Linked DNA regions of Homo sapiens: all the other regions are linked to region 1. A link is an interaction called in ENCODE POLR2A ChIA-PET data of the cell type or tissue named here. Cell type or tissue: CD4-positive, alpha-beta T cell. All regions are shown on one strand. Each heading gives the region's core, and the rest is flanking DNA. Links, peaks and the distances in the headings are about the cores only. Region 1 holds the start of FCMR (Fc mu receptor). Region 2 has its middle 12 kb from the start of FCAMR. Region 3 has its middle 6.9 kb from the start of IL20. Region 4 has its middle 31 kb from the start of IL19.

What was found. ChIA-PET counts read pairs that join two places held together with the same protein. Peaks named below come from ENCODE experiments on the same cell type or tissue, not always from the same donor. Only the 100,000 strongest peaks of a DNase experiment are listed, where the experiment ranks them.
Region 2: POLR2A ChIA-PET joins it to region 1 with 23 read pairs; 10 of 35 experiments call an interaction of 5 or more read pairs at or near these places.
Region 3: POLR2A ChIA-PET joins it to region 1 with 11 read pairs; 5 of 35 experiments call an interaction of 5 or more read pairs at or near these places.
Region 4: POLR2A ChIA-PET joins it to region 1 with 11 read pairs; 11 of 35 experiments call an interaction of 5 or more read pairs at or near these places.

Annotation. Positions count from the first base shown.
Region 1 is chr1:206,920,803-206,927,959 of GRCh38, reverse strand. It overlaps FCMR (Fc mu receptor), which reads left to right and starts at 6,019. Exons shown (of 8, transcript NM_005449.5): 1 at 6,019-6,142. The coding sequence starts at 6,106. RefSeq lists enhancers at 2,476-2,925, 4,499-4,578, 5,239-5,448, 5,989-6,118. In CD4-positive, alpha-beta T cell, for the core only: no CTCF peak of the experiment used is centred there; DNase peaks (open chromatin) are centred at 2,429, 3,662, 4,689, 5,909 and 1 weaker place; H3K4me3 peaks cover 3,183 bases; H3K27ac peaks cover 4,870 bases.
Region 2 is chr1:206,978,571-206,986,615 of GRCh38, reverse strand. No RefSeq gene overlaps it. Among named protein-coding and RNA genes, the nearest start is that of FCAMR, 12 kb to the right of the region's middle. In CD4-positive, alpha-beta T cell, for the core only: CTCF peaks have their summits at 4,119 and 4,318 (motif pointing right); a DNase peak (open chromatin) is centred at 4,305; H3K27me3 peaks cover 556 bases.
Region 3 is chr1:206,854,741-206,862,785 of GRCh38, reverse strand. No RefSeq gene overlaps it. Among named protein-coding and RNA genes, the nearest start is that of IL20, 6.9 kb to the left of the region's middle. In CD4-positive, alpha-beta T cell, for the core only: CTCF peaks have their summits at 5,582 and 5,783 (motif pointing left); DNase peaks (open chromatin) are centred at 3,595 and 5,795; H3K27me3 peaks cover 228 bases.
Region 4 is chr1:206,736,228-206,744,272 of GRCh38, reverse strand. No RefSeq gene overlaps it. Among named protein-coding and RNA genes, the nearest start is that of IL19, 31 kb to the left of the region's middle. RefSeq lists enhancers at 2,597-2,706, 2,797-2,846, 6,457-6,506 and silencers at 4,613-4,722, 4,753-4,802. In CD4-positive, alpha-beta T cell, for the core only: no CTCF peak of the experiment used is centred there; DNase peaks (open chromatin) are centred at 4,502 and 6,452; H3K27ac peaks cover 1,324 bases.

The DNA of each region.
Region 1 (7,157 bases), core at 2,158-7,157:
AGAGAGTTCTCCCCAGTCTGCCATCCTGCCTGATGTGAACCTTTGCTTCCACCCAGGCCTTAAACATAATGCTGTGGATGCTATGAGCTTCCCAAGCCTACCTTTTCCTGGGACTCAGACTTCAGGCCTCCTTTGGTGTTCCCTCCAGCCCCACTAACTGCAGTACTCCAGTCTCAGTTCCCAGGCCCTGACCTGGGTCAGAGTCTTGGGCTTCTATCCAGCCAGAAGAGGGGGCATCAGAAATGTTTTTTTCTTTCTTCTGTGATGGGGATGCATACCTTCTGGAATGACAGCAAATCGTTCCAGGAGGATCAAAATGACAGGTGTGTCAGAAACTACCACTGTCTTACCCTTCCAGGAAGCTGTTCTCTGACTCACCAAAGGGCCATGTTTATGGTAGAGGATTAAGATGCAACTTCTGTACGCATTGCAATAACCAGCGAGCCAGTCCTGAACTCGTGTAGCCTATCCCAGCCCTTTGAAGCAAAGGTCAAGAAATGTCACTAAAGCCAAAAGCGATCTTATATTATTCCTAAGTGATATTGTCAGTAAGGCTCAAAGTCCATCTGCTCCCCGTGTAGCACAAGAAACCCTTTTAAATAAGGAAGCTAGTTCATAGGTTCCAGTGGACGTGAGTTTGGAGAGGATATGATTCAGCTTAGTATAGGGGAGTGACCATAAACTGCAGGATTGATGATGATAAACCAATTAGCAACGGTCAGTGGCCCCGAGCATTCAAGGAACTGTTTAAACATTTGATGACAAGGAAATCTTTCCCAAGTTCTTGAATTATCTTAATGTTTATTCTTTTTTAAAAGTCCAATATGTAAAGACAGGACTATTATTAAGGCCCAACAGGACTATTATGAAGGCCCAACTATTATTAATGCTCAACCACTGCTGGGCATTATTAAGGCCAAACAGTGGTTAGGAATTTTTTTTTTTTTTTTTTTTTTTTTTTTTTTTTTTTTTTTTTGGTAGAGACAGGGTCTTGTTTGTTGCCCAGGCTGGTCTGGAACTCCTGGCCTCAAGCAATCCTTCTGCCTCTGCCTCCCAAAGCATGGGGACGACAGGCGTGAGCCACTGCACCCAGCCAGGAACTTGTTTATAGCAATTGATTTTGTTTTGTAAAGCTAAAAAATAGATCTCTGATTTAGACTTTTCCAAAACTCAAGACAGAACATCTCTCCTAAGAACATTAAACAGCAGCGAGAGGAACTGACTGTGCTATGGTCTATGAAACCGGTCCCCCAGGCAGAGAAACAAGTAGAGTTTCCCACCCCATCCCTCCCAGCTTTCCTAAAATAATTATCTCTACTAAGGAGTCTGCGCAACAAAAATAAGAGATCATCTCAAAAAGGCTACATGTCTAAGTGGACAGTGGACATGCTGAGAGGCAAGCTGTGAGACTGAGACCAAAGGTCCCAGCAGGCTGTGGAGCAAGGCAGGCATGGAGAGAGGATCATCGGTATAGGAGCCAAGCAGCTCTGGAGTGTCTCTTCCAAGGCTGATTCTTAAAAGGGCAGCCAAGCCACTCTCCCTAGAGCCAAAAATCTTTGTCCTAGATACAGGGACATGAATATCCTAAAATCCAGGTTGTTGCTGTTATGTCACATTGAAGTTGATCCAAAAGTCCTGCATATTTGGAGTTTTAACCTCAGAACTCCAATAGGAATATGGCCATAGTCAGGAAAGAAATCTTAGTCATCAAAATCCTACCATTTATTATCTTTAAAAAAGTCACATGGCTGGGTGCGGTGGCTCACACCTGTAATCCCAGCACTTTGGGAAGCCGAGGCGGGCAGATCACAAGGTCAGGAGATCGAGACCATCCTGGCCAACATGGTGAAACCCCGTCTCTACTAAAAATACAAAAATTAGCTGGGCGTGGTGGTGGGCGCCTGTAATCCCAGCTACTTGGGAGGCTGAGGCAGGAGAATTGCCTGAACGCAGGAGGCGGAGGTTGCAGTGAGCCGAGATCGCGCCACTGCACTCCAGCTTGGGGACAAAGTGAGACTCTGCCAAAAAAAAAAAAAAAGTCACAAATGGGCTTATTGTTGTAAAGGTAAATGCTCCAAGGCCCTGCTGCTGTGGAGTGGCTTGCTCTGGGACAGGCAAGCCTGGGGTCCTGCGGTGCTTGGAAGGACGGGACAACAGGGTCCCTGAGTCAGGTACCTCTACCTGGGGAGGGGGCTTGTTCTTGGTGAGTCCACCAGACAAGGAGATTCTTGTGGTCTGTCATTGCAGAGAACAGTGTTGGGTCATGGAGAGGACCACCTGAGGATGGAGGCCCTCAGTTTGGGAAGGCCCAGAAAATGGCCCTTGTAACCCGGCCATGCGGAGGTCAAAGCAGAGAAAAGCAATAACCAAGCAGAACCCATGACAACAAGCTCCACCCAGTGGCGGTGGCTCATCTCCACTGCACTCTGACCACATCGCAGGCTGTGTGCTGAGTCCCTTGTAACACTTGCCTCATGTGATCCTCACAACTGCCTTACGAGAAACGTTCTTCTTAGCCCATCTGTAACATAGGGAGGATGGCAGAGCCTAAGCTAAAAGGTCATCATACAGAGCGAATGAACACACCTCAAGGACTTCACTTTCCATTGGATCTGGCATTATTTATTCCCTCCACCCGCTGTCGGGGGGCTGTGAATGTTTTCCATCAGGTTCACCCCTTCTGGACCCTAGAGGGTGTTGGGCCATTGGCTCCCTTGCCCCATGGTGTGCTCCAGCCTGGCAGACACTCCCCTGGGAGTAAGAGTGCCAGGGCACCATGGTAGCCCTGTGAGTCAGAAAGGAGAAATCGAGCTTAGACGAGAAAAAAAGAAAGAAGAAAATAAGGATGTAAGAATTGTAAAGTTCACAATTTCACCAGCAGTCAGTCTTCCCTTGGGCCCCAACCCCCATGACCCAGGGGCAACAGCTAAAGGTAAATGGAACAAGCCCAGTTCTGGGGATTTTGATCCCCTCAAACTCCCGACATTCGCCGCCTGCCCAGCCGTCCTCACACCCCTAACTCTTAAGTCTTGTAACCTAATGGGATGTTTTCAGGGTTTCACTTGGGCCACACGTGATGCAAAAAGCTCTCCTGCCCACTCCCATCCCACACACCTTCCGCCCTGCCCGGCAGGCCCCAGCCTCAGCCCAGCCAAACCCTGATCTTCACAGACATGCACACACACTCACACTCCACAGAGCACACACACAACCACACACCACACACACACACTCAACCACACACCACACACTCATAACCACACACCACACACTCACACACTCTACAGAGCACACACACACTCATGGACGCACACCACACACACACAACCACACACCACACACACACTCAACCACACACACACTAGACAGAGCATAGAGTGCGCACACACACACTCATAGCCACACACCACGCAGTGACACACACTCATAACTACATACCACACACAACACATAGCACACACACATAGCCACACACCACACATTCACACACACTCATAGCCACACACCACACATTCACACACTCCACAGAGCACACACACACTCATGGACACACATCACACACACAATCACACACACATAACCACACACCACACACACTAGACAGAGCACACACACTCATAGCCACACACCACACACACACTCCACAGAGCACACACACACTCATAGCCACACACCACACACACACTCCACAGTGCACACACACACTCATAGCCACACGCCACACACTCACACACTCTACAGAGCACACACACACTCATGGACACACACCACACACACAATCACACACACATAACCACACACCACACACACTAGACAGAGAACACACACACTCATAACCACACACCACACACTCACACACTCAACCACTCACACACTAGACACAGCATAGAGTGTGCACACACACACTCATAGCCACACACCACGCAGTGACACACACTCATAACTACATACCACACACAACACATAGCACACACACATAGCCGCACACCACACATTCACACACACACATACATCACACAGCCACGCATCCTACATTCACACACATACCACACAGCACATACACACTCATAGCCACACATCATACATTCACACAGACACATTACACATAACACACTCACACTCTCATAGCCACACACTACATGTTCACACTCACTACACACACTCACACTGTAGCCACACACCACACACACACCACACACGTATCACACAACATACATTGCACCCTTACACACACCTCAGACACACACCACACATACTTCACACGCTCAAACATCAGAGTCATACAACACACATCATACACTCACACATTCATTCATACATATATTCATACTCACACACTCTTGCCCCCACACACATCACGTTCATTCACTCATATTCCCCTTCTCTGTCTCTCCAAGACAGCCCCAGGCCTCAAGCCCAGTGCATGGTGGAGCCCAGCTGTGTGACAGCTCTGGGGCATTGGGAAGAGCCCGCTAAGTAGGGAAGGGTGGGGCTAATCCCAGCTGGGAGCTCTGGCACTAAGGAGAGGCCCGAGGCTGCCCTCTGCCATCTTGGCCCATTTCAGGGCTGGAGGACATCACAACCACAGCTGCTCCGGGCCAGGGGAGATTCAGATAGGGATGGGGCAGGGCAGGCTGCCCACCCCCCCACACACTTCCTCTGCACCTGCTCTGAGCCTCACATTCAACTTCCACCACGGATGTTGTTGTTTTAGAGAACATGTGACAAATCTGCTGTGTGGGGGCGAGCAGGGAGTGGCTGACACAACCACTGTGGAGCCCGGGTCTGTCAGGCACATCCCCCCAGAAACAGTGTGAGTATAGCCCGGATCCTCCAGGGGCACAAGAGGTCCTTTCACCTGGGGTTGGGGCCCTGAGAACTGACCTCCAGGGATGAAACTTCCAGGAACAGAGCCCTGAGAATGCCCTCATAAGTAATACCCCTGCGCAGCTCACAGTGAAGGCTTCTTAAAGCACTTCCATGCCTGTGAGTTCTGCTGGGCCTCAGAAAAGCCATGTGAGGTGGGCAGGGTAGGGGCAATCCCTACTTTATCAAGGAAAAAACCGAGGCCCAGGGAAATTTGCCCAAAGCTAGAAAGTGCCAAGCCAGTACAAGACCTGAGGTCTTCTGACTTGCATCCAAAACTCTTCCCAAGATGCCCTGTGGCCTCAGCATCTCTCTCCATCAGTCATGGGCCTTACCCTTGGGCCCTTGGGGTCCTGAAGGAGAGCTCTACCAGGGTGCTGTGACTTCAGGCAAAGTGGCTGCATGACCTGTCACACCCCAGTTCTGGCATTGCCTTGGTGGTCACTGGACAGAGGCCTGAGCCCTTGCCACAGGGCAGCACCTTGTGGGGACACTTTGGGGAGATTAAGGGTGAAGGTTGGCTGAGGTGCTGGGGAGCTATGTGAAGTCCTCAGGAACTGTGTTCTGCAGGAGGGAATGGCAGGGATCATCTAGTCCCAGCTTCGTTTATTTCCTAGATGAAGAAATTCAGGCTCAGAGAAAAGTAATGGATTGCTCAAAGTCCTTAGTTAGTACCCCCACATAGAAGGTGCTCAAAAACTATTGTAAAGGTGAGTTAACTGGTGACTGGTAAGGACTACAGTCAGCATCTTCTGACTTCAGGCCCAAGCGTCTGCCCATACAGCCTTTCTCAGGCAGGGAAAATTGGTGATAAGGCTCTTTTATCCTGAAGGCAGAATGAAAGCAAATGACCCCAGCACGGAAGCCAATGAGTATACATAAAGCACGGGAGGCCCTGCTAAGAAAAAGCACCAAGACAAAGGAATATCAGGCCTGGTCACTGCTAATAGTCTGGAGGAACTTCTTAGATGCCTTTTGAACAGGGTGACCCTTTCTTACTCCACACAACATGTTTTCTCAGCTCCTGACTTCCGCTGTGGTTTGTCAGCACTCTCTTTTTAGCCTGAGAATAGTTAGCAAACAAGGGAGGTTGTCATTTCCTCATCGTCAAGCTTTGTTCCTCGTGGGGGCTAGAAATCTCTTTCCAGTTCCAGATTGTGAAGGGTTCCTGAGTAAGCAGCGTGTCTCCATCCCCCTCTCTAGGGGCTCTTGGATGGACCTTGCACTCTAGAAGGGACAATGGACTTCTGGCTTTGGCCACTTTACTTCCTGCCAGGTAAGTACCGTGGGGAAACACTTCAGACCTCTGAATGAGGCTTGAATTGGCCACAAGTAGAATAATTGCCTGGTAGCTCTAGCTCTGATGTTTCTGGATGGATTCAGTTGTGAACCAACACCTAGGGCAGGACAAGAATGGAGGCCATGTGAGGTGTTGGATGCCTTCCTCACTCCATGGTAATGCTCCTTTCTCCACTCCAGACACTCTCCTGTTTCAGTCAGGTGTTAACTCTATCACCCAGGCTGGAGTGCAGTGGTGTGATCATGGCTCACTGCAGTCTTGTACTCCTGGGTTCGAGTGATCCTACCACCCCAGACTCTCTAGTAGCTAGGACTACAAGTGCATGCCACCATGCCCAGCTAATTTTTAATTTTTTTGTAGAGATGGAGTCTTGCTGTGTTGCCCAGGATGGTCTTGAACTTGTGGCCTTAAGTGATCCTCCTGGCTCAGCTTCACAAAGCGCTGGGATTACAGGTGTGAGCCACTGTGCCCAGCCAGGTGTTAACTCTTAAGAGCTGAAGGTGTCATCTCTCCTAAACATATTAGCCTATTAATATGGGATCTTAAAGCAAGTGTCTCCGTACTTCTTTCTTCTTACCTCTACACTCTTTCTATAGATCTTTTTCAGTCCCGAATTTCCAACTTTCAACCCTAAATGAAAATTCCGTAATCCATTCAGTAGCTCTAATCTATTTCCTGAATTCCATATCTCAACTTACAACTGTCTCCTGGGCAACCTCTGCTTCAATATTCCACCAAGATTTGAAATGTAAACTGCCTAACCTTACCTCAATTCTTCATTGATCACCATCCAAACCAGCTATTTCACCTGTCTGAAGTATCGCTGATCATCAGCCACAAAATGCCAGAATGGCTAATTACCACCTCTTCCCATGTATCCTCATTCAGACCTTGATCCAGTCAATGGCCAAATCATTGCAGTTTCTAGATCCATGTCTACTGGGATAAGAAGCAGCAGCAATTGATACTAGGAAGGTAACAGAGGAAATGG
Region 2 (8,045 bases), core at 1,895-6,894, 59 kb before region 1:
TGAACTGGCAACATTGGCATCACCTGGGAACTTGTTAGAAATGCAAATTCTTGGGCTCCATCCCAGACCTACTGAATCAGAAAAACTGGTGGCAGGGCCCAGCCATTTGTATTTCAACAAATGCTCCAGGGGATTCTGATGTAGCTAAAGTTTGAGAACCACTGGGTTAAACAAAGTCTTGGAAGATGGTGTAAGCAGGTTTTGGGTAAGGGAAGTGGCCTTACTAGAAGGAAAAAGCCACATCAGGGATTGATGGGAGATTAGATGGGAAATAAGGGGGCTAAGAAGGCGCTATATTATTGGAGGTAAAATAGATTAAGCTTTTTCACAAACAACATGGCTGGTATTTACACATAACTAATATGAAGGAAATTTGCTAAAGAAAAAAAATCCACGTTCTCTCTTGATTAACACAATTAGCTTAAGATTTTCCCTGTTGCATGTATTTGCCCATACCTATACCTAACGTTCACACAGTTATAACAAAGTTCTGAGGTTCTGTTTATTTTTGCATTTTATAGTAGACTAATATTTTGATACATTAATCTAGGCTTCCATTTTTATTTTGGCTTCTGCTGTTGTGTTTCACATCTTAGCTCTGCCTAGACTGTCTCTGAAGGGTTGTCACAACAGAACCAAATATTAAAGCAATCAAATGTTGGGTTATGAATTTCACAGTTGAGATCCAGGCCAAAGACAAAGGCATCTGGAAGTAAATGAACAGTCAGAGCCAGCTTTCCTCACCCCTAAAGCCTTGATAAAGTTGCCAACTAGGGCAGAGCTGCAGAGAATCAGAAAGAAGAGCAAGAGCATATCCTGGGGTCCATTCCCCACCCGGCCTGCACCCCCGGAACCCCACGGATATGGCCTAAACTCCCACCATGAAAAGAGCCTAGGGAAATGACATGTGTCACAGAGGTCCTTCTACTTAGCACCATATGAGAGCAGCAAAGGCTACAGGTGACCCAGCTAGGACCTGAGGACCCAAGACAACCTCTCAGAACTCCCCGCAGCGCCAGGGTGATGTGATGATGCAGATGGAATGTGGCTAAGTCAGAGGCTGGCCTGAAAAACTTCTGTATTAGGGAACGGAGGACAATCCAGGTCCTGCATGGATCAACGGTCAAAGAGAAAGAAGTCAATAGACATCCCATCCTGGTGGATGCCCATCGGAGCAGGTAATGACAAACTACTAGGTACTACCCCAGGGAAAATGCAAGCAGTTGGGAATAGGGCGTGGCAACAGGACTTTGAATTGCCTGAGATTACCCTGAATCAGCATAACAGGACACACACCGGGGTGGACCACTAGTCAAAACGGGGCTTGAAAAGGAATGTAAATGTTACTATAGAAAATCAAAGAAAGTTACGTTTTTGCTGCAACTGAGTATGTACTCTAAGATTCGTACTTGCTACAATTATATAAAATGTTTTCCATGTCTGAGAACTCATTATTATTTTAGTTGACAATATCTCCATCAAGTGACAACACTGTATTTTATTTAGTCATTCTCCTATTGTTGAAAATTAAGATTGTTTCAATTGTTAAGTATAATATAAATACTACAACAAAATAATTATTCTGCAACATTTATTTGCCACCTACAATTATGCCAGACTCCAGACTAAGCATGCTGATTCAGAGGTGAAAAAAACACAATGTCCCATTGTCTGGTGGGAGAGTCAAATGTGTCTAATGATCATCACAATGTCACATGAATGTGATTATAAAAAGCATAGCTAACTTGTGCCTATTTTAAAATTATTTCCTTAGGATAAATTCCAAATAGTGAGATTCTTGGATTATATTGACAAATTGCTTTCTTTTCTATTGTATTGTATTGTATTGTATTGTATTGTATTGTATTGTATTGTATTGTATTGTATTGTATTGTATTGTGTTGTATTGTATTGTATTTGAGATGGAGTCTCACTCCCTCGCCCAGGCTGGAGTGCAGTGGCGCGATCTCGGCTCACTGCAACCTCCACTTCCAGGGTTCAAGTGATTCTCCTGCCTCAGCCTCCTGAGTAGCTGGGATTACAGGCGTGCGCCACCACGCCCGGCTAATTTTTGTATTTTTAGTAGAGACGGGGTTTCACCATGTTGTTCAGGCTGGTCTCAAACTCCTGACCTCATGATCCACCTGCTTGGGTCTCCCAAAGTGCTGGGATTACAGGCGTGAGCCACCACGCTCAGATGACAAATTGCTTTCTTAAGGCATCAGTTTAATCTGCAATGAATAACAGTTTCTGTTATATAACCATGTAACATTCCTTGACTCATATGTGCTGGAAATATTTTCCAAGTCTTTTGTTTTCCTTTTTATATATTGTTGAGGGGCAAATTTTTAAAAAGTATTTTAATTTCTCTTTTCCTATGTTCTTTCTTATATGATTTTAAAACTTAGAAAATTACTCCTTTAGAGATAGGATACATATTTACTTCCATTTTCTGCTAGTTTTTAAAAATAATTTGGTTTTTCTTCAATTGTTTAATCCATCTGGAATTTTTTTAGCAACTAATCAGAGCAATTTATTTTCTAAATTGCTAGCTAAGACTATTTTTCCTTTAATACTATCTGATGACATTTATCAAATACGCAATTCTCACTGTAAAATAATAATATGTTTTCAGATATTAACCTGGTAAATCCTAGGCTCTGATTAACCTGTGACCCCCAAATGTTGAACTGATGGCATCCAGAGCTTCATGGGGAGGGGAGAACCATCAAATATAGGGGAGCTCCTATTTCATTTTCTAGGCTATCTTGAGAATGTTGAAAAAAAAAGTGAGAGGATTTTCAGCTAGCTAGAGAACTAATCATAGAACAGATTATTGACCATTGATCAGAGAAGAACATGAAATATGATGTTAGTGAAGCCCTCACCATTGAGGAAGGAAGAAGTTCCTTCTAATGCTGGGATTAGGATCTGGGTGGGTGAGGGGGAAAAAAGGGGCAAAGGGTGACCTGAAATGTTCTGGCTCCCTTTCTCACCCCAGGATGGAACATTAACAAGAGGTGTTATAGGGCAGGAGGGTGCATCTTGGATAAAACCACCCCCAAGATAAATTTGGGACAGTCTAAGAACTTCAGGAGCTGCTGTCCTTCACAGACTGGGCAGAGCTTGGGGAAACCATAGACTTTGTGGAGAAACCCTCCACTGCAGGGGATGCTGCATCCAACATGATCCAAGAAAGGGGAACTAGCAATTACAGGCACATGCTGAGGGCAGACTTCAAGGGTCCACACACAACAGCATATTGGAGAGAAAGCAATCTAGAGTTTTCCGGCACCCCACTGAGATGCATGACAGCTGAGAGAGCAGAAAAGACCCAAGTTCCTAAGGAAGCTCAGAGTATGGAGCTCTTGTCACCAGAGGCAATGGCAAGGACCCGCGTGTATGCATAGTGGGGGGCAGATGCCACTATGATGCCCATGGACCAGATCAAACCAGTGGCATCTTCATCACCAAGAAGAATGAGGGGCATTTCAGAATGAGGGTAGGGAGAATCAAGGACATCTGAGCAATACCACTGCACCCAGACACCATCTTGAGAAGGGGTAGGAGAGATCCCTTCAAGCTGTCTAGAGTCTGAGCTTTGAATTAGCTGCTTTACCTAAAACAGATCTGAGCAATGGAGATTAACTTTCTATTAATTGGTACATTTAAAATATCTTGGCAATATCACCTCATCCCTGCTACCAACAGAAATTAGCACCCACACTAAACAATTATAAGACAAAAATTTTACTTTTATTTTTCCATATCTGAGTAATATGTCAATTTTGAAAGCACCAAACACACACACACACACAAAGAGAGAGAGAGAGTTAGGCCTTTTCTGGGCTTTTTGTTCCTTTATTGATTTAAAATGCATCCTTAAAGTCAGAACAAAGCTTTACATGTGTTTGGGGTACGTTGTGTTCAAAAGCAATGTAGAAAAAGACTTTTTTCTCTTAGTAGGCATAGTTGGAAATTCATTCTTCTTTGTGCCAGAGGAATTCAGAACTCTTTCACGTATTGTTAACCTCGCATGAGGTGTGATGGCCACCATAGGTGACACAGGAAGCTTCATGCTGAGAGTAAATGTAGAAAAGTAGAACATTTTGGAAAACTCAAATTTATTCTTGGGAAAATCCTTGCAAATCCTGTTGTTCCCTTGCATTCCCCAGGGGTGACCATATGTTTCCCTGGGACAATCCCGATTTACACCTGCTGCCCCAGAACAATTATTAGAAGTGCCCCTTCATAGTGTCCTGATCTGAGGTCCCTGGTCACTCTAGCCATGGAGTCTTTCTGGCACAAGGTGGCAGCAGCTGCCCATAGTTGAAAACGTATTGTAGCTTTTGGGCCCTTCCAGTATCTGAGACAGAGAAAAGGGTCCATTCATTAACCCAGGACAGGCTTCCAAATACAGCACCAAACTATGGAATGAGAGTACCTTAGAATGCAAGGACTTAGAATACAGGATCATCTGGCCACCCCCTGCCATGAGGCAGGCCACGCAACCCTTTTGGCAGCTGTGGGGAAAGCCATTCTCTGGATGGGTATTCTCTCAGCTGGTGAAGTTAGGCTTTTGTTCACAAATTTCAAGCAGCTCCTGGAGAGAAGGGAAGGGTCCGCTCCCTGCAGTTTCTGAGATCCTCACCTGCAAAGACCCTCATCCTTGCGCTGAATGTGCAGGCTGCATGGATATGTTCACCTGGCCCATCAAGAAGGTGCTTGTTTTCCGAAAGATTCTTCAATTGTCAGCTCTTCTCTCTATTTTTTTTTTCTTGTTATGGGTTGAAATGTGCCAAAAAAGATATGATGAAGTCCTAACCCCTAGTCCCTCAGAATGACCTTATTTGGAAATAGGATCATTGAAGATGTAATTAAGATAAGGTGACATGGAGTACGGCAGGCCCTTAATCCCATATGATATCCTTATAAGAAAAGGAGAAGACAGAGACACACGGGGAAGATGGCCATGTGAAGCCAGAGGCAGAGACTGGAGTGATGTTGCCATAAGCCAAGGAATGCCTGGAGATACCAGATGGTGGAAGAGGCAAGGATGGATCCTCCCCTAGATGCTTCAGAGGAACCATGGCCTTGCCAGTACCTTGATTTCAGACTTCTAGCTCCAGAGCTGTGAGAATAGATTTCTGCTGTTTTAAGCCACCCAGTTTATAGTGCTTAGTTATGACAGCCCTAGGAAACCAATGTGCTTCCCTCTCACACTTTCCGAACCCCATGCATTACTTATCTATTGCTGCACACCAAGATTACCATAGAGTCAGCAGCCTAGGACAACACACATTTCTCTCCTGCTTTCTTTTGGTCAACAGTCCTGGCACAGCTTTGGGTCCTCTGCAAGCCTTCAGTCAAGTTGTCAGCCAGGTCTGGGTTTGCATCTGAGAGCTCAACTGGGGAAAAATCCACTTCCAAGTTCACGTGATGATTGGTAGGATTCAGGTCCTAGTGGGTGACCAGACTGAAAGCCTCAGTTTCTTGCTGCCTGTGGGCCAAAGGCTGCCCTCCATTCCTTGCCACATGACTCTCTCCACTGAGCAGCTCACAACATGACAGCCAGCTTCAACGAAGCCAGCAAGGGACAGAATCTCCTTGCAAGAGATGGGCGTTACAATCTTCTTATTCTGTATTTAACCACAGAAGTGACTTCTCATCACCTTTGCTGTATTCTACTGGTTAAATGTAAGTCACAGGTCTCACCAACACCCAAGAAAGGGAATACACAGGGGCATAAACACCAGGAGGTGGGGACCACAGGAGCCACACCCCACAAGGAGGAAGGACAGCAAATTCCTCAGGGATTAGATTTTCAGACTGAACTTCCAGGGGCTCAAGTGTCTCTGCTCTCTCCCCAGTCACTGTCTCCCCACACATCCAAGAGATGAAAGATTATTTTTTCTTCCCCTTTCAGAAACTAAGTGCAACTTCTCATTGCTCTGTGGAGTGACCCTTTTCCCAACTTTCCTCCTTTTTCCCTGGGACAGGGGCGGAGTGGAAAAGCTAAAACAGGCTGACCCAAGGCAAGGACAGGCTGTGTTCTCCCACAGTCCGACGAGTGTTTTCTCGCTTTCCAGGGTAGGGGAGGGAATGAACCACTGCTTATGCTCATCCACTTTTTCCTTGCCTCTGCTGGTCTGCTGCTGGGCTCTGGAGTCAGCTCCATTTTAGGGAACCCTTAGTGTTCTCCTAATAATCCATGTCTCTCCATTTCCTCACCATCCTTTGCAGTTAAGTTGGGTCCATGTGACTAATTCAGGCTAATTAACAGTGGAAGTTTGGTGTGACAATTCTGGGATGAAGCCAGTGTACCTCCTCCCTCCCTTCCTTCCCTGACTCAGTAAATTTAGAGGCCAAGTGTTGAGAGGGCAGTGCCACAAGACAGAGGAAGCTTGGTCCCTGAGAGGTGGTTTGGAGAGCCCTTGCCACCCCCCATGGGACTTCATTTGAGTGAGAAATAAAGTCTGCGGTGCTAAGCCATTGAGACATTAGGATTTGTCTACAGCATCAGCCCAGCAACAGGTAGCACAGCTTATCACATCTGTTTGAATTTCTTTATCAGCCCCCAGGCAAGCTGTTGCAAAGAAAAGCTCAGCTAAGCACATCTAAATCATCTCAAACCTGCACTGGGATAGAGAGATCTGCCAGGGCCATTTTTCATAGTGACACTGGTTCTTGGCTCTGTTCTTTACCCCCTTACATGCTATGTGACCTTAGAGAAATTATTTAGCCTCTGTGTCACAGTTTCCAGACCTGTAGTATAGGGTTCTACTAGTAATTTCTCATAAGAGTAAATGAGTAAAACCACGTAGATCAGTGGAATTGTTCCTGGCTCATCATTGCTTTCTCAGCTGGGGTGCAGGGACACACTCTGTAAAGCCCAACTCCAACACTGTTAACACAGGCCTCTGGGGCTTCTCCTCAGCCCACCTGTTCCCAAAACAAGTCTCAATTTCATTTCTTTTGTCTTTCCCCAATTCCCTCTCTTTCAGGCTGTTACCTTCCTTTCCTTAACACTAGAGGGTGCTTCAAGTCAGGCGCCATCTAAAACCAGATTCTCACTCTGAGTCCAGTCAGAAGCTGGTGAGTGCTGGACAGTTGGCCAAACTTGGAGCGTATCACTTAGAACTGGGAGATGGGTTTCTCACCACCAGAATGGCCAACTAATCTTAAGGTCACATAGCACATTCTCTTATTCCAGAATGATCCCAGATTGCTTCCTTAGAGCCCTATTCTTTCCCTTCCTAATACCTACCAATACTTCTAAATCACTTATATTGTATATAGTTCTTGCTATGCTAATTGGCTTAATGTTCCTCTCCCCCAGCAGACTATCAATCAAGGGATGTGTCTGTTTTGTTCACTATCCCTTTCCAGCACCCAGCAAAGTGCCTGGTGCATAGTACCTTCTTGATAAATACTTGAAGACTCATTAAATTAATCCCCATATCTTTTCTCATTCTCTACCCCACCATCTGCTTGCTCCCTAACACTAGAGTAATCAACCTGACCTTGTGCTACTTATCACTGCCATCCCAACCTTATCACCTTTGGTTATTTTCACTGTTTCTTAAAAGGTTTTCATTTTTCCAAATGTTTTCCTTCCAGTACATTTTGTCTACCGCCACCATCCTGCTCAAAAAACCATTACCTACAGGCTCAGTTCCCAGATGCTTTCAAGACACATTGACAAATTCATCTAGAAGGAACAACTCAGATGGTGAGAGGAGGCTGAACTTCCCTGAGGCTCCAGAATTCTTATCCATATGATAGGGATAGTAATACCATCTGACTTATGGGGTCATTGCAATGCCTAAATGAGATCATGGCAGGCATGGGCATTGGCAGAAAATAGAAAATGTAACAAAAGATGGCTATTTGCATCAATAATATTCTATGATTTTAGTTCAAAGGTATGAGAAATGTTTAGGTTGATAAAATAAAAACTTTAGCTGAATTAAATTTGAAGGAGTTTCATTGAGCAATGAACGATTTGTGAATCGAGCAACCTCCTGAGCCAGAATAGGCTCAGA
Region 3 (8,045 bases), core at 978-5,977, 64 kb after region 1:
TCTAAAATTCTGAAGTCTTATATTTGAGTCCAAAGACTCCACATTACAGTATGACTTTGGCATATGATTGTGTCTTTCTGGATCTCAGTTTACAAATCTGTAAAATGAGAGAAACAGACTAAACAGTGTGTAAGGTCTTTTCCTGTTCTGACATTCAATGACTCTTTGTGTTTCTACCTTTTGGATCAGAATGTTCTTTTCAACATCTTTTGATATCTTCTTAAAGTTTCCTGAAAATAAAGACCATGGCTTTTTATTGTAATGCTTGATAAATGTTGAAAATATGTACAAATATCTAATCTAAATATCTCTTAAACTATTTAAGCTCATGCCTATTTTTCCATCATTGGTGCCAAGTTAACCATTTCTCATGATCATATATAAGTGTGATTAAAGTAAAATCGGGAGATGTGGTCTGATGAGAATAGTTGAAATCAAGATTTTCAGTAAATCTAGGCTTGTATAAGCCAGTCATGTCAGTCAATTCCTTTTCATTAACCAAGAAGAACCCAATTGCATTGTTTTAAGTTACCTGTAATGATTAATTAAACTTAGTATTCACACACAATCCCAAATCTTTTTTTTTTTTTTTTTGAGACAGGTCTCACTCTGTCGCCCAGGCTGGAGTACAGTGGTGCGATCTCGGCTCACTGCAAGCTCCACTTGCCAGGTTCATGCCATTCTCCTCCCTCAGCCTCCCGTGTAGCTGGGACTACAGGTGCCCACCACCCCGCCCGGCTAATTTTTTTTGTATTTTTAGTAGAGATGGGGTTTCACCATGTTAGCCAGGATGGTCTCAATCTCCTGACCTCGTGATCCGCCCATTTTGGCCTCCCAATTCTATTTTAATAATCAAGTCTCCCCTTTTCCTATCTCAAAATACTTTATCCTTTTTTTTTTTGAGTTGTTTTTAAGACAGGGTCCCTCTCTGTCTCCCAGGCTGGAGTGCAGTGGCACAATCACAGCTCACTGCAATTTCCTGGGCTCAAGTGGTCCCCCCATCTCAGCCTCCCGAGTACTTGGGACTATGGTGCGTGCCACCATATTTGGCTAATTTTTTTGTATATTTTGTAGAGATGGGGGTTTCACCATGTTGCTCAGGCTGGTCTCAAACTCTTGGGCTCAAACAATACACCCTCCTCAGCCTCCCAAATTGTTGGGATTACAGGTATGATCCCACACCCAGTTCAAAATACTTTATTCTTTTAAAATTCACTTACCACATTCCACATCACATTCTGTACAGATACCAACTTACCTCATCTCCTCTGCAAAACTTCCCCTGCCCCACTCTAATCTGTCTCTTCACCCCCATTTCCCAAGGCAGAACTGATTCCTCCCACCTTTTCACCTTAACTTTACCTTGTATATTGCTTTTTGTATTTATCACGGTCAACTACAATTTTTTAGTTGCATGTCTCTATCTCTCACAAACCTGAGAGCTCCTTGTTCATCTTCTTGGTCCCAACACCCAAAGGCTCCTAGCAGGTGCTCAGTGAACATTTGATGACTATGGAATGAATATATTGATTTGTCACTGTTCCTTCTTTCTGCTATGTTCTAAAGCCTGAGCTCTATGATTTAACTTATGAGGGGACCCTGGGGCTCCCCTGACACACATCTTCTTTCATATAAGGAATTCTACCTCAATGGCAAGAATTTCCTTATCTAATGATAGACTATTCCTCCTGGACTGTTAGAGCAAGAAGTGATTTTTAAGTACGAGTCTAATTCCTTCATTGTATACATGGGGAAACCATAGTTCAGAGAGGTGAAGTAACTTGCCCAAGGTCATTCAACTGGTAAAAGGCAGACCCCAAAGTTGTATTCAGTAAGTGTTCATTCCAGTACATGACACTCTTAACGCATGAGAAACTCCTATAGTAAATAGCTTTTCTTAAAAATGAGACTGAGAAGGAAGCTTTTCCCATCTCATAATTCTGGTAGAAGAAATGAGTCTTCAGTGGAAACAATGTAGAGGGTATTAGCACTGAAGATCACATGGGACTGAGAGCCAGGAGACCCAATCCTAATATTCACTTTCTTACCAACTTTCAGGGTGAACTTGGGTGACCCAAGTCTAGTTTTTACACCTTTCGGGCATTCAGTTTCATTAATAAAATGGAGATAACACCTACATCGTCTGTCTGCCTCACCCAGGAGTTATATATATATATATGCATATTTATATAAACCTATAGACACATAAGATCATTTTTATCATCCTTGTGTCTGATAGATCTTAAAAGCCATTCTTTCAATAGATATTTATTAAATGCCTACTATGTGCAAGACACTGTGCTGAATGCTGTGAGGATTACAGAGATGCCCCGGGCAGGTCTCTGGCCACTACCTGCCTACAGCCTTGTTGGAGGATAAGAGGTACGTTTGCAGAACCAAGATCAGTACTGCTGAGTGCGCAGAAAGTTAAGTGCCAAGGGGCACAGAGGAGGGCACTATCACATAGCAGAGCTTGAGATAAGCCTTGAAGGGTAGGCAGAATTTAAATGAGCAGAGATGCTAGGGAGGGATAGAGAGGAGGGCGAAGTTGAACAAAGGACACTCAAAACAGAAATGAGAGGACAGAAAAACCCAAAAGGTACTTGAGGACTGGCAAATAGATTTGTTTGGCTGGAGCTCGGTTTCATGGGGAGAAGCCATGGAGAATCAAATTGGAAATATGGCTATAATATCAGTGACCAAGAATACCATACCAAGGAATATGAATTTGATCTGGGAGTCTAGAAACTGAAGTTCTAGCTCTAGCTTTACCTTCACCTCATTGTGTGGTCTTGGTAAAATAACTTCCTTTCCTTATCTGTAAATTATGGGAAAACAAATGAAATGATTTATTAAGCCCCTTTCTACTTGGCTTTCTTAATTCTGTAATTCTTGACTTTTCCCCCTTAAGGCCATAGGGCCACTGAAGACTCTTATAGTGGGGGAGAGATGTGGGAATAGCTGCGCATGAACCATGGGGTCTTCAAGGGCAGCAAGTGCTTGGCACCTTGCTAGTGCTCCAGTGGAACAGATGGGGGATGCAACTGTGTTAGAGAAGCCAGGGGTACATTTCATGGGCACATCAAGCCAGCTTGAGAAAGTGAGGTTCCAAACCCGGGAGTCAGGCTATAATCGGTGCCAGTGGCATTGTAAAGGTAAGCCGCGCAGAAGGAAGAGAAGGAGAATCCCTTCCTAGGAAACAAACTCAGCTTCCTAATTAAGCCATTTTTGGGCAGGAAACAATTTTCTAGACAGCAAGAAGGAAATCCAGCCACTCCTTTTTTTCCAAAGGAAGACCTGAGTTTGCAATGCAGGGTTTTCCCTATCTAGGACATCACAGTTGCTGGCATCTGAGCTTCCTGCCCAGTTGCATCACTTTGCAGGGAAGCACATGGGCCTTCGGTTCTGCTGGAGGAAAAACCTCAGTTCAAAAGGTGGGCAGGTGAAGGCCCTTGCCACTGGCTGGTAGTGCTGGGAGCTTTGCCCCACTTGCAGTTCCAGCTACCTTCCTGGGAGACAGCAGGGTGGGATAGGCGGGGTAGTTGACTATCAGAAGCGTACATTTTCGCTTCCTTGTCCTCAAAGCTGCCAGCATGAGTGACATCATTTCCCTTTCCTGCGTTTTTTCATCATGCTCTGTTTAACCAGCTCAACTTGTTTCCAGGCTTTCTCCTGAGACTTCTTCTGACATAGCTGGATCCCCAAAGTTGGTTAATTCCTCCTGCCCCGTGCCTGCAGAGCAAGAGACACTGGGCATTTATTTCCTCCTCTGGAATTGGAGTTGGGAACAAAAATCCAGACAAGGACTTGACTTAACAGTTTCTTCACCTGAGAGAGTAGGGATGTACCAGTTCTTTCCCTTCTATTTTATTTTATTAATTTATTTTTTGAGACCGAGTCTCACTCTGTCACCCAGGCTGGAGTGCAGTGGCGTGATCTCTGCTCACTGCAACCTCCACCTCTTGGGTTTAAGCAATTCTCATGACTCAGCCTCCCAAGTAGCTGAGATTACAGGTGCATGCCACCATGCCTGGCTAATTTATGTGTTTTTAGTAGAGACAAGGTTTGACCATGTTGCCCAGGCTGGTCTCAAACTCCTAGGCTCAAGCGATCCACCTGCCTCAGCCTCCCAAAGTCCTGGGATTACAGGCATGAGCCACCACACCCAGCCAGTTCTTTTCCTTTTAATTTCACAAACAAGCACAGAGAGTCTCCCATGTGTGAGCACTGAGCTGGATTGACCCAAGGGCTACCAAAGTGGAAAAGATGTGGTCTCTTGGGACCCCCCTCCATGGGACCTCATAGCATCATGAAAGCAACAGACCCTCTAATGCAGGAGTTCTTAACTTGGGAGAAGGTAGATGAGAAGACACTATGTCTTTTTTTTTTTTTTGCTAACCTCTAATTGAAATTCAGCATTTTCTTCAATTATAAGGATAAGCAACAAATACAAACCACAATAGTATTAGCAGTACCAATGACTTTGCCACTGATGGAAATCACAAATATTTTTGTATCACATTACAGTGGTTTCAGGTATCTCAAAATATCACTTATATTCATTACTACTTAGAAATGTCAGCAGTTTGTAGGCCTACTGCTAGATCATGCATTAATGCATTAATAAAGAAGCACATATATATTACCTATTTGTCATTTCCACATTTTGATAGCTGTATTTTACTACTACCGGTTTCCTTTATAACCCTATTTCTTTTACTTTATGCATTTAGAAATATTATTCTGAGTTCATAAGCTTCACTGGCATGCCAAAGGAATCCATGGCACACAAAAGGTTAAGAGGCTTTGCTGTAATACCTGTGGGCATGGTGACCACAACTCCCCAGTTGTGACACACAGTCTGAGAAAAATGAGGCGACATAAAGGGGATGATGGGAAGGATTTTTGTTATCAGGACATTCCTAAAAAATTCAGTCTATGTTCATAATAGGCATTTGGGTGAGGAGAGGAGAAAGGCACTGAGATTCCTTCTGAGGGGCAAGGAGGGTATCTGAGATTTCTTAGAGAAAGTCTGGTTTGAGCAAGGGTTAGTATGTCACAAACCCATTGACAGACTAATGGGTTTGTGAGCTTTGAGGATGGAGAATGTGGCAGGGTCAGAAGAACCCTTACTCCTTCCAGTAAAGAAAAATGGAACAAAATTCCTGAGGCCAGAGAGCACTTCTACCTCCTGTACCTGAGGTATGGTGACCCGGGGATGCTGGGCGGGGTTCAGGAGCAGGTATTGAAGAAAGTTGAAAAAAACGGTGGAATTGCAATGAACTGTGAGCAAGAACTTGAGAAACTACACTCTGAGACGTTCTAAGAATCAGTGACTGTTTTCCTTTGGTAACCCACTCAGAATCTAGACCAACATCATCCATCATAATAGGTCAACTGACTTGCTTACTGATGTGTTTCCCTAATTTCAAATTCAAAGCACCTTTTTTTTTTAGAGAGACATATAGAGACAGGGTCTTGTTTTGTCATCCAGGCTGGGGTGCGGTGGTATAGTCATAGCTCACTGTAACCTCAAACTCCTGGGTTTAAGCAACTCTCACATCTTAGCCTCCTTAGTAGCTAGGACTACAGGCATTCACCACCATGCCTGGCTAATTTTTTATTTTTGTAGCTGTGGTGTCTCGCTATTTTGCCCAGGCTGATCTCAAACTCTGGCTTTCAAAGTACTTTTTCATTCACTGGTTTCCTACAGAGAGACTGAGATTTCTACTATCCAACAACTTTCACATTAGACACCATTTCTAGCCACCTAGTGGTATCAGAAGGACCCTGCCTGCACTCTGCCTCAGGGGTATCTCATCTAGACTTACACCTTGCTCTTCTTGAGTGAGGTGTGAGGGACATTTTGGAGCCATTGAGGAGGTGAGGAAGAAGAGGTGAAGTCTTGAGTTCTTTCTCCCCAGTCATAGGGCGGCTGGTCTGAAAAAGCTGAACCTCTGGCCCAAGTGAGAAGGTGCTGCTTCTGCCACTACTGACCTTGTCGGAACAGATGATGCCCTCTAGCCTGCACGCTTGGGACTGCACCACTCCTAGGTGAGAAGGGCCCCAGTTAGCAAGACACCCAGAGCCCTGGCCAGCCAAGGAGTTGAGTGGAGACACTAGTCTTCAGGCTTCAGGATGTGAAGTTAAGGACCATAGGACAATAATCAGGGGTGAAAGAGAAATGAAAGACAAGAAGGACAGACAGAAAACTGACTCCTTTGCCATGGAGCTAGAAATCAAGGACATGGAACAGAGGCAGAGGATCCAAGTGGAGGATAAAAGGAAGGCTGAGAAGTTCCGAAACCAATGACAAAGCCACAGGCTTCCTTTAAGTGGGCTCCGCCTTTGCTTCATGCATGTATTCATTCATTCAATGAACATTTATATACTGAGTGCAGCCATTTACAAAGTAGCTGTACCCTCGGAAGCTCAGAATCTGAGACAGGAAATGGATACTGAGGTATCTCTGACTTGTCAAGAACTGGAAAACCATTCTGGGTCCCAAGGAACACAACTAAGAGTGGAGGTAGAGAGGAAGGAGCAAGAGGAAGACGGCTTTCTGCCCTGGGGGAAGCGCTGCAGTTCTTGGGAAGTTAAGCCTGTGCTGGGGGTAGAGTTAAGATGCACTAGAAGGTGACCACAGGCTCTTTTGTTGTTTGTTTGTAGCACTTACTGTGTGCCAGGCACTATGGACTTCATGAAATACTAGTTCCTTTAATTCTCATGCAACCCCATGAAGTATGTGTGCTTATTCTCTTCATTTTCCAAATAAGGAAATTGAGGCACAGAGTGCTCTTACATAGTCTAGGGAAGTGATCAGCAGAGGCATCCAGACCAGAGTGTGCTGAGTCACACTTATCTCCTGATATGAAAGCTAGATTCTGAACCCACTCCCACTCCCATGATGGTCCTTCCATGGGACCTGGTTCTGGATCCAGCCTCATTTACAGCACTTGAATCTTCGCTGAAGGTGGTTCTGTGGCAGAGCTCTGAAACTGAACTAATTGAATGTCTTTCAGTAACAGAATGCGAAGTATATAGACGTCTCTAGAATGCTCTAGAGCAGGGGTCCCCAACCCCCAGGCCATGGACCAGTACCGGTTGGTGGCCTGTTAGGAACCAGGCCACAGTAGGAGGTGAGCTGCAGGCCAGCGAGCATTACTGCCTGAGCTCTACCACCTGTCAGATCAGCGGTGGCATTAGATTCTCATAGGATGTGAACCCCAGTGAACTACGCATGTGAGGGATCTAACTTGCACTCCTTATGAGAATCTAACTAATGCCTGATGATCTGAGGTGGAACAGTTTCATCCCAAAACCATCCGCCCTCCCCACCCTTGACCTGGTGGCAAAATTGTCTTCCACAAAACCAGTCACTGGTGCCAAAAATGTTGGAGACTGCTGCTCTAGAGAATGCTCTATCTTGGGCCGAGTGCTGTGGCTCACACCTGTAATCCCAGCACTTTGAGGTGCCAAGGCAGGCAGATCACCTGAGGTCAGAAGGAGTTCGAGACCAGCCTGGCCAACATGGTGAAACCCCATCTCTACTAAAAAAATACAAAAATTAGCCAGGTGTGGTGGTGCACACCTGTAATCCCAGCTACTCGGGAGGCTGAGGCAGGAGAATTGCTTGAACCTGGGAGGCAGAGCTTGCAGTGAGCCAAGATCACACCAGTGCACTCCAGCCTGGTCCACAGAGTGAGACTCCATTTCAAAAAAAAAAAAAAAAAAAGAACACTCTATCTCTGGAATGTCTTATCTCACCTGCTACTTAAGAAACAAAAACAAACAAAAAAACCAATGTAACTTGAGCTCATAGCAACTTTTTAAGAATTTATCCTCTCCCAAAGTCCTTGGCCAAATGTGACATGCTGACTCCTGCTGTGGACCTACATCCAGGAATAATTGCTTAGCCCTGCCACCCACAGTCAGGCATTGCTCATGGCTGCATGGGGAGTATTGAGTGCATCTTATGAGCTAACGGTTGTTCTAGGCATGACAATCAGTGCTGAACAAAGCAGGGGTCTGGATAGAGTCAAGGG
Region 4 (8,045 bases), core at 1,612-6,611, 180 kb after region 1:
AATCCCAGCTACATGGGAGGCTGAGGCATAAGAGTCACTTGAACCCAGGAGGCGGAGATTGCAGTGAGCCAAGGTCGCACCACTGCACTCCAGCCTGGGAGACAGAGCGAGACTCCCTCTAAAAAAAAAAAAAAAAAGAAGAAAGAAAAGGAAAGAAAGAAAGGAAGGAAGGAAGGAAGGAAGGAAGGAAGGAAGGAAGGAAGGAAGGAAGGAAGGAGGAAAGAGAAAGAAAGAAAGAAAGAAAGAAAGAAAGAAAGAAAGAAAGAAAGAAAGAAGGAAGGAAGGAAGGAAGGAAGGAAGGAAGGAAGGAAGGAAGGAAGGAAAGAAAGAGAAAGAAAGAAAGAAAGAAAGAAAGAAAGAAAGAAAGAAAGAAAGAAAGAAAGAAAGAAAGAAAGAAAGAAAAGAAAGAGAAAAGTGACATGTGAACAAAACTCAAAATGAGTTGTGCTGGTAACTGAGGAATGTTCCACCGCAAGGACCTGGAGGATGGAAAGAGTGGCTTCTGCCCCACCCGTCCAGCTCTGCAGCTCCGCGAACTTTGCAGGTCCCTAAGCTGTGGCTTGGCCTTGAGCCTCTCTGAGCTTCAAATGCTTTCGCTGCTTCCCTTTTGCCTTTGGGTGGTGTCCCAAGGAGGCGATAAACCACTGTTGAACCTCAGGGTCCTGTACTACAAAGGATTGTTTCCTAGGTACTTAATCAAGCTGAGCCTCAGTTTACAAATCTATAAAATGGGGATAATTATTTCACTTCCTTATGGAGTCGTTGGAGATCAAAAATCCAAAAGAAAAGAAAGACTCACAAGGGGGAACTGGCAGTCTCTGAACTGAGCTGAGAGGCTCTTCATAGGGCTTTAATTTAGGAACTGGGCTAAAGGTTAATACTGATTCGCTATCTCATTCTCACAACAGCGCTATAACAAAGATGCTCTTAAATCACTGTTTTTACTAATTGGGGAATTGACGCATACAAACACTGAGGGCTCTGAGCTGCTGGGTGCTAGAGCAAGACCATGAATCCAGATCTGTAGGAATCTAGGGTTGCAGCCTACACACCACACAACCTCTTTTGAATCTCTCAAGCCAAATTTTCTTTGGTGGTGTGAGCAGGAAGAGCCAGGTTCTAAAACCTAAACTAGACACCGCTCTTCTCACATTTCCTCCCAATCAGCCCTAATCTCTGTGGCCTCCTTTGCTGGGATACAACCCAGCGGTTTTCTCTGCTGCATTCTTAAAAGAGAACGATACCCCCCAAAGCCGAGGACCTGATTAATTTGGGCGACTGTGGGAGGGAGAGAAGGGGAGGCATTCTTAGAACTGGGGCCTAGGCTGGGGATGGCGGGCTCCACTTTCGGCACATTCTAGAGACCATGGGCATGGGGGTTTTGAGAGAAACCTGTGACTCACCTCGCCTCTCATGGTCTGTTTCACTCGGAGGCTCACTGTCTTCCCATCATCCTCCCTCAGCCCCCACCGCCAACACTACCCGGCTGCCAGCACCCCTCAGTGACCCACCCACCTACTCCTGCTACCTCCCAGCAAGCCTACAGCTCAGCAGGGCAGGGGCTCCTCTCTGCGGGGCTAAAGAGCTACAAATCCACTGAGTCTGAACGTCCCTGCAGCAGACCCCTGTAGCAGCCTCCCTTCTCAGCAAAAGCCACACGGCGTTAATCACCTTTATCCCAAAAAGAGGAGTCCGGGGCCAGCCTAGGGAGTTAAGAGTAACAACTGCCACTCTTATATAAAGGGCACATGTGAGGGGATAGAGAACTCGGGAGATAGAGCAGGGAAGGGGCAGGAAAGCAGGTTTCTTGACTTCTAAATGCAGTCTCCTAAGTTAAATTAACCTGCTCACACTGGTACAATGATGGCTACAGTACCCACTGTATAATGCATGAGAATATATGATAATAATGAGTGCTAACTATGTGCCAGGCTGAGGCTTTTCCATAATCGTTTATATAACTATGCTAAGTCTTTCATATGATTTTTTTACCTGATTTTTCATTTAGTCCTCACCACCTTCTAAGGTTGGTGATAATATTGTAGTCTAGATTTTCCAAGAAGCAGATGCCAAAACAGGATTACACATACAAGGGTTCAGTTAGGGGAAATTTCTTTATGAGAGAAAATAGGGAGTGTGAAGCGAGGCTGGGGAACCACCGGTGTGTGACCCCACTAAGGAAAGAGGGAGAGGAGGATGTGCACAAGGGCCCCAGGCACAAGTGTCTATGAAGTTGCCAGGGGCAAAGCTGGCCATCCTTCGAGTCCTGGTTCTCCCAGGAACGGGTGCGTCTTCACATCCCTGTTGTACTGTCATTGACTGGGAGCACGAGAAAGGAAGTGTGGCCTCCACACAAATGAGACAATGAATTTCAGAGTGCCATAGCTGGGGCCCTTGGACAAATAAGCTCCCCATAATAGGAGGTCTCTGGGGCACATGTTCATGGGTGCCTCAATAATAATTCCCATTTTACCGGTTGACAAGCTGAGGCTCAGAGAGGACAAGTCATCTGCTCATAGTTGGGACCCAGCTTAGAGTAACTCCAAAGATTTATCTTTGTGCCATATGCAACTGAGCTACTGACCACCACATCCCAAGCCATCCCCAAGACTGATGCCTCAGATTCGGTACCCAGCAGAGGGCTGGGCACACAATCAGTGTCACATTGGGAGGCAATGTGGCTGAGCTCCTGTCTAGTGAGCTCCTGTATAGTGGGTCCTGCATGTGTCCTGTGTGCCCCACAACACCTACAACCCGGAGTCAAAGCCGCCTCCTCCTCCCTGCTATTCCTAACCAGAGGCGTGCCTCCTCTGTAACTTCCCACAGCACTCTGGGCCTCTCTTACAGCACCCACCAGAGTCAGCCTTATGTCACTTATGTTATGTGCACACTTGTCATCCCCCACAGGCATTTGCATGCCAGTCAGAGAAGCAGGTAGCCCGGTCAAGATCAAACACCAGGAGGCCAAACAAGGCTGAACCTCAGATTTTTGTCTTTGAGCCATTCTGCCTACATGCCCAAAATGTATGCAAATAACCATAATTGAGTGAGCAGGGCCACTGATATGGGGAGATGTTGAAGGAATCCCCTAAACCCCTCTACAGCTGACTTTTCCACTCGCCCACAATGTGGCCAAGGGTCTACATCTATCAGTTTTGGGAAGTGCTATAAATGCCCTTTTACTCTCGGCTGACTGACTCTACCCCCAGATTTGCTGCTGACAGCAAACCCTTTCGTAAAGCTCTCACTTGGAAAGCAATATGCAAAGTGCATTCATTCATAAATCGATACTGTCTTTTTGGCAGTCCCTATCAAAAACTAAAATGTGTATACCCTTAGATCTTGCCATTCCACTACTAGGGATCTATACTACAGAAATCCTTACACACACACTCGAAGATACTGTACAAGATATTTGTGAGATCTATATAAATAGTAGAAAAAGGGGGGGAGGGTAGTCCTTCAGTGCAAATGAGGTTAAAAGACAAATAAAAAAGAAAGGAGGTGAGAAATATCCATCCACAGCAGATAAATTGTGGTACATCATACTATAAAATACTCTGCAACTATTTAGAAAAAGAATGATAGTTCTATGAGTTTGATCATGGAAATTCACAAGATATGCTAAGTGAAAAAAGCAAGCTGTATGTTGTTTCATGGGTATGAAAAAGTCTGTCAGTTGCACAACAATGTGAACATACTAGTGAAGTTTACAGTTAAAAATGTTTAAGATGGTAAATTTTCAGTTAAGTGTATTTTATCACAATTTTTTAAAAGCAGGTTGCAGAACAATATGCCTAATGATTCCATTTGTACTTGTTATAACTGCCAAAGAAACTTCTCAGTTGTGCTTATAAGTATATTTGTATCTAGATAAATTTTCAGAAACTTTTTGGATAAAAATTTCAAAAAAAATAAAGCTGTTCAATGAAGTTTTTTCTGGAGAGGGAATTGGCATCACTGAGGTGGAGACGTTATAAAGAGAAAGGTTCACGCCTCACTCTGTATGTCTATATATGTACATATAATGTCTTGTTTGAGTTACTAAAATTACTTGTGTTAATTTTCCTTTAGATGCTTTCATCCATCCAACAGATACTAAGCACCTACCCTGAGTCAGCTGTCATTTTCAGAGCCTGAAATAAGCCGATCAGACTGAATTTCTCGTCTACCCTTTCTCTTCCTTGCACACTGGCTCAAAGAATGCCTGGCTGTCATCCTTCCCCTCCTGCCCTCGACCCTCCTGTGGGTGGGTAGGGCTAGAGTCTCACTATGAGGACCATTTCCTTAGAATAGGTTTGTGACCAGAAAAGGAGACAGCTGAGTGCCAGAAAACCAAAGGCCCCTCTAGGTCTTACTACAAATACCAGGTCTCTCTGCACCACAGACTCCAGCTAACCAAGGTCTCTGTCTTAGACTTAGATGAGATCGTGGTTTCTTTCAAAAGTAAACCTTTGACTGGTGAATTCAGAACCACATGTCTCCAGATCAGAAGGTAAGGGCTAGGAGAACTCAGCTCATTCTGAAACTTGAGGCCTTATTACCCCAAGAGGCAGTAGCTGTTTGAGGAACAAGAGACCCACAGCTGCCTGGACAGAGGAAGGAGCAAGATCACGTTTCACACACTCGGACAGCAGTAGTCAGAGCTAGTAACTGCCCGGGGCTAGGACCAGAGCCACCCAGACAGGATGCTCATTTGCATAACTTGTACAGATACTTTGCATATCAGGGTCCTGGAAACACTACTACCCTAGGATCAGAGAGGTTGAGACTAGTATTTGGTCACACAGGACCTCAGAGACAAAACCAAAACCAAGGGGTGGGGGAGGACTTAGGAAGGGAGGACTCATGAAGGGGGAAAGTGGAAAGTCAGTCCTGGTATTTCACTTGCAAATCCTGGCAGGGGTGTGGGATGGCAGTAGGAAACTTTACTGTCCCTGAGAGCAAGAAAGTTATGCAAACAAATGCATTTGCATGGCAGCCCTGGTCCCTAAAAATGACTTATCAAACACAGGTTCCACCACCTTGGCAGCCCCACCTGAAATCCTGCAGGCTTGACAGCCAAAAGACTTCCTGGCCAGAGGCTCTGGGCAGTAACTTACCTTCCAAGCAATTATGACTCCCTCTAGAGGAGACAAGTAAATTCCAAGGTAATTCTGGGTTCCAGATGGTGGTGTGTTAAAAATGGAAAGGGTGGACGCCAAGTATATTGACATTTTTGTGTGTGAGTGCCAGGGAGGCTCCCAAGGGCTCCACTTTTAAACTGAGTGGAGTAAGAACCATGAGGACAAAGGGATGAGAAAGGCCTTTTAGTGGCAGAGGGAAGAGGGGCAAGGAAGCCCCTAACAATTGCTCATCCTGCTCTTCCAGGAGGGCTCTCAATTTCATGTAATGTCATCATTTTCCATGATGATTCAGAAAGTGCCTAACTACAAAAGATCTAAGTTTAAGGTGTACCACTGTAACACTTTTTAAAAAATTAATGAATTGAGTGAAACGTGGCAAAAGCCCCATCAGCCCACATCCCCAAATTTTGTTTTTCAGGGAGCAAACATCATTTATGAGGCAAATCCAAGTTGGAGGGGCTGGAAAGGGAAAATGGACAGAAAACACCAAGGGCACCCCACAGAGAGGAGTAAATCAGATTTCCATGAGCAGAACCCATGAGGGGTCAAAGGTCAAGCTAACGAGATGAGCAGACAGACAGCAGTTCAGACCACAAGACAGGAGGGGTGAACCTGTTGGAGAAGGAAGGATCTAGCTCTTGCAGAGAGAAGTGAGAGCAGAAATGCAATGGGGAAATCTCCATCATGCTATTCCATTTTCTGCCATCAAAACTGTCAGTCAGGTGCCAGCTTGAAGGGCTGCTAGGAAGCTCTCCTGGGTCTCTAACAGAATAGCTCCACCTTATGCACTCCAACCACCTCTGCTCCTGTTCTGGAGAGCATCAGTTCTTCTGTTACAGCGATGCCCGCCACTTCTCTATGCTGAGCTCCACAAAGGCTAGACCCACTTCTGGACTCATCTGTGTGTCTCCGAAGTCCTAAGCACTGGGCATGACACAGAGGAGGTGCTCAAGATGAGCTGAATGTTGAAAATGTGACATTTTTACTCTTGGATAGTGGCTGAAGGTCTTCTTTTTAAAGAGCAGCCTAGGCTGAAAAGGCCAAGGCACTGACCTGTCTGAATGGTGGCCCAGAGCCCAGGGGGCAGTCCTATCTTTCCACACGAGTTGCACTTCCCCCACCTTTCCAAGTCTTGGCACAGCCTCATTTAATCTTCACATGCCTGGGTGGGGGAGGACTGAAATCCTCCCCAACAAGGCATAGATGTGAGATCTTCGTCCAGAGGACGAGGATCCAGGGTGTGGTTTATTTTGTCATTTTGGTTTTTTCACCTCACTCATGCTCATCTGAAAACCTCTGGGGCCCTAAGAGGCTGCCCTATGCCACCTGGGCTTGAATGACACATTGTTCTCAGTCTGGAACAGCCCCTAATGTGTCCAGGCCTGTGGGTACAGGGAAAGGGAAGACAAAGCCACTTGCTGCTGCACACAGGCATTTTGTATCTCCCCAACTAGGTTCTCAAGGGCAGGAACTGTGCCCTACACTTCATTTGTTTCTCCCAAAGCACAGGACATACACCAAGTGCCTGGATTATCTAGTGGTCGAGTATGCTGGGGAGCCACACTGTTCTGACTGAGTGCAGGGAGACGACAGGAAGATGAAGTGAGCAAAAGGACCCAGGGGCGGCTGGAGCCCCTAAATGTAGGCTTCCAGAGACAGAGCCCGAAAGGAGCTGCATTCTCAGGGCTGAGGATGCGGTGGCTGCCCCTCAAAGCCTCCCCTGTCCCCACTCTGCCCCACCTGGGGAGTGCCCAGAGGGTTTGTTTATATTCACCAGTAAGTGGGCCAGCCACTTTCCCCAGCCTCACCACCCTCACCCTCCTCCCTTGAATAACTGAATTTCCTTCACACCCTGAGCAGGCCCGACCTACCCGACCTACCTGCTACCCACTCTACCCACTCGTCACTCACAGCCTCCTGCATTTCCTGTCTCCAACCCAGTCAAAGGAAAACCCCAAATTTACTGTTATTGTTTACCAACCCAACTGCCTGCTCACCCCAAGGCACAGAGACCCGCCGTGAAGCTCAGGGCAGGAGCGTGGACCAGGCCTAGGCCACTGACTCGACTCCAAGCCTGGGGCTCCCTGTGCTCCCACTGCTGAGCAGCGCACTGAGGGGTGGGACCCTCCTGGTGATAAAGGCCACCTGGCAGCTGGCATTTTAGGAAGCATTTAAATCCACCATCTAGGCTGGGCACAGTGGCTCATGCCTGTAAGCCCAGCACTTTTTGGGAGGCTGAGGTGGCCGGATCACTGGAGATCAGGAGTTCGAGACCAGCCTGGCCAACATGGTAAAACCTCATCTCTTCTAAAAATACAAAAATTAGCTGGGCATGGTGGTATGTGCCTGTAATTCCAGCTACTCAGGAGGCCGAGGCAGGGGAATTCCTTGAACCTGGGAGGCGGAGGTTGCAGTGAGCCAAGATCACACAACTGCACTCCAGCATGGGTGATGGAGTAAGACTCTGTCTCAGATAAATAAATAAATCCACCATCTCACTGAATCCTTAAAACAGCCACAGGCCTAGGACTATCACCCTCATTCTATAGCAAAGAAAACTAGACCTTCCTCAGTGGAGTGGAATCCAGCCTCATATCTCCTCTCCTCCCCGCCCCCTCTGCACTCCCTTACCAAGACGATGTCCATGGGCTTTCTTAAAGAAGCTCTAAACTTGGAAACAGGAGATCCAGGTCAGAATCCCTGACTAGCTGTGTGATGCTGGGCGAGTCCCTTTACTCCTCTGAGTTGGAGTTTCTTACAGGTAAGCTGGAAACGAGACTGACTACCTCAGAGGGTTCTGATAATGAAGAGATGGAGGGGAAGAGCCCAGCATCGGTACTTGGTAGGGGCCCAGGAGTGTCTCTATGCTCCTCTTTACATCTCACACTACTTAAGGGTGTTCAAGAAGCACACCTGCTC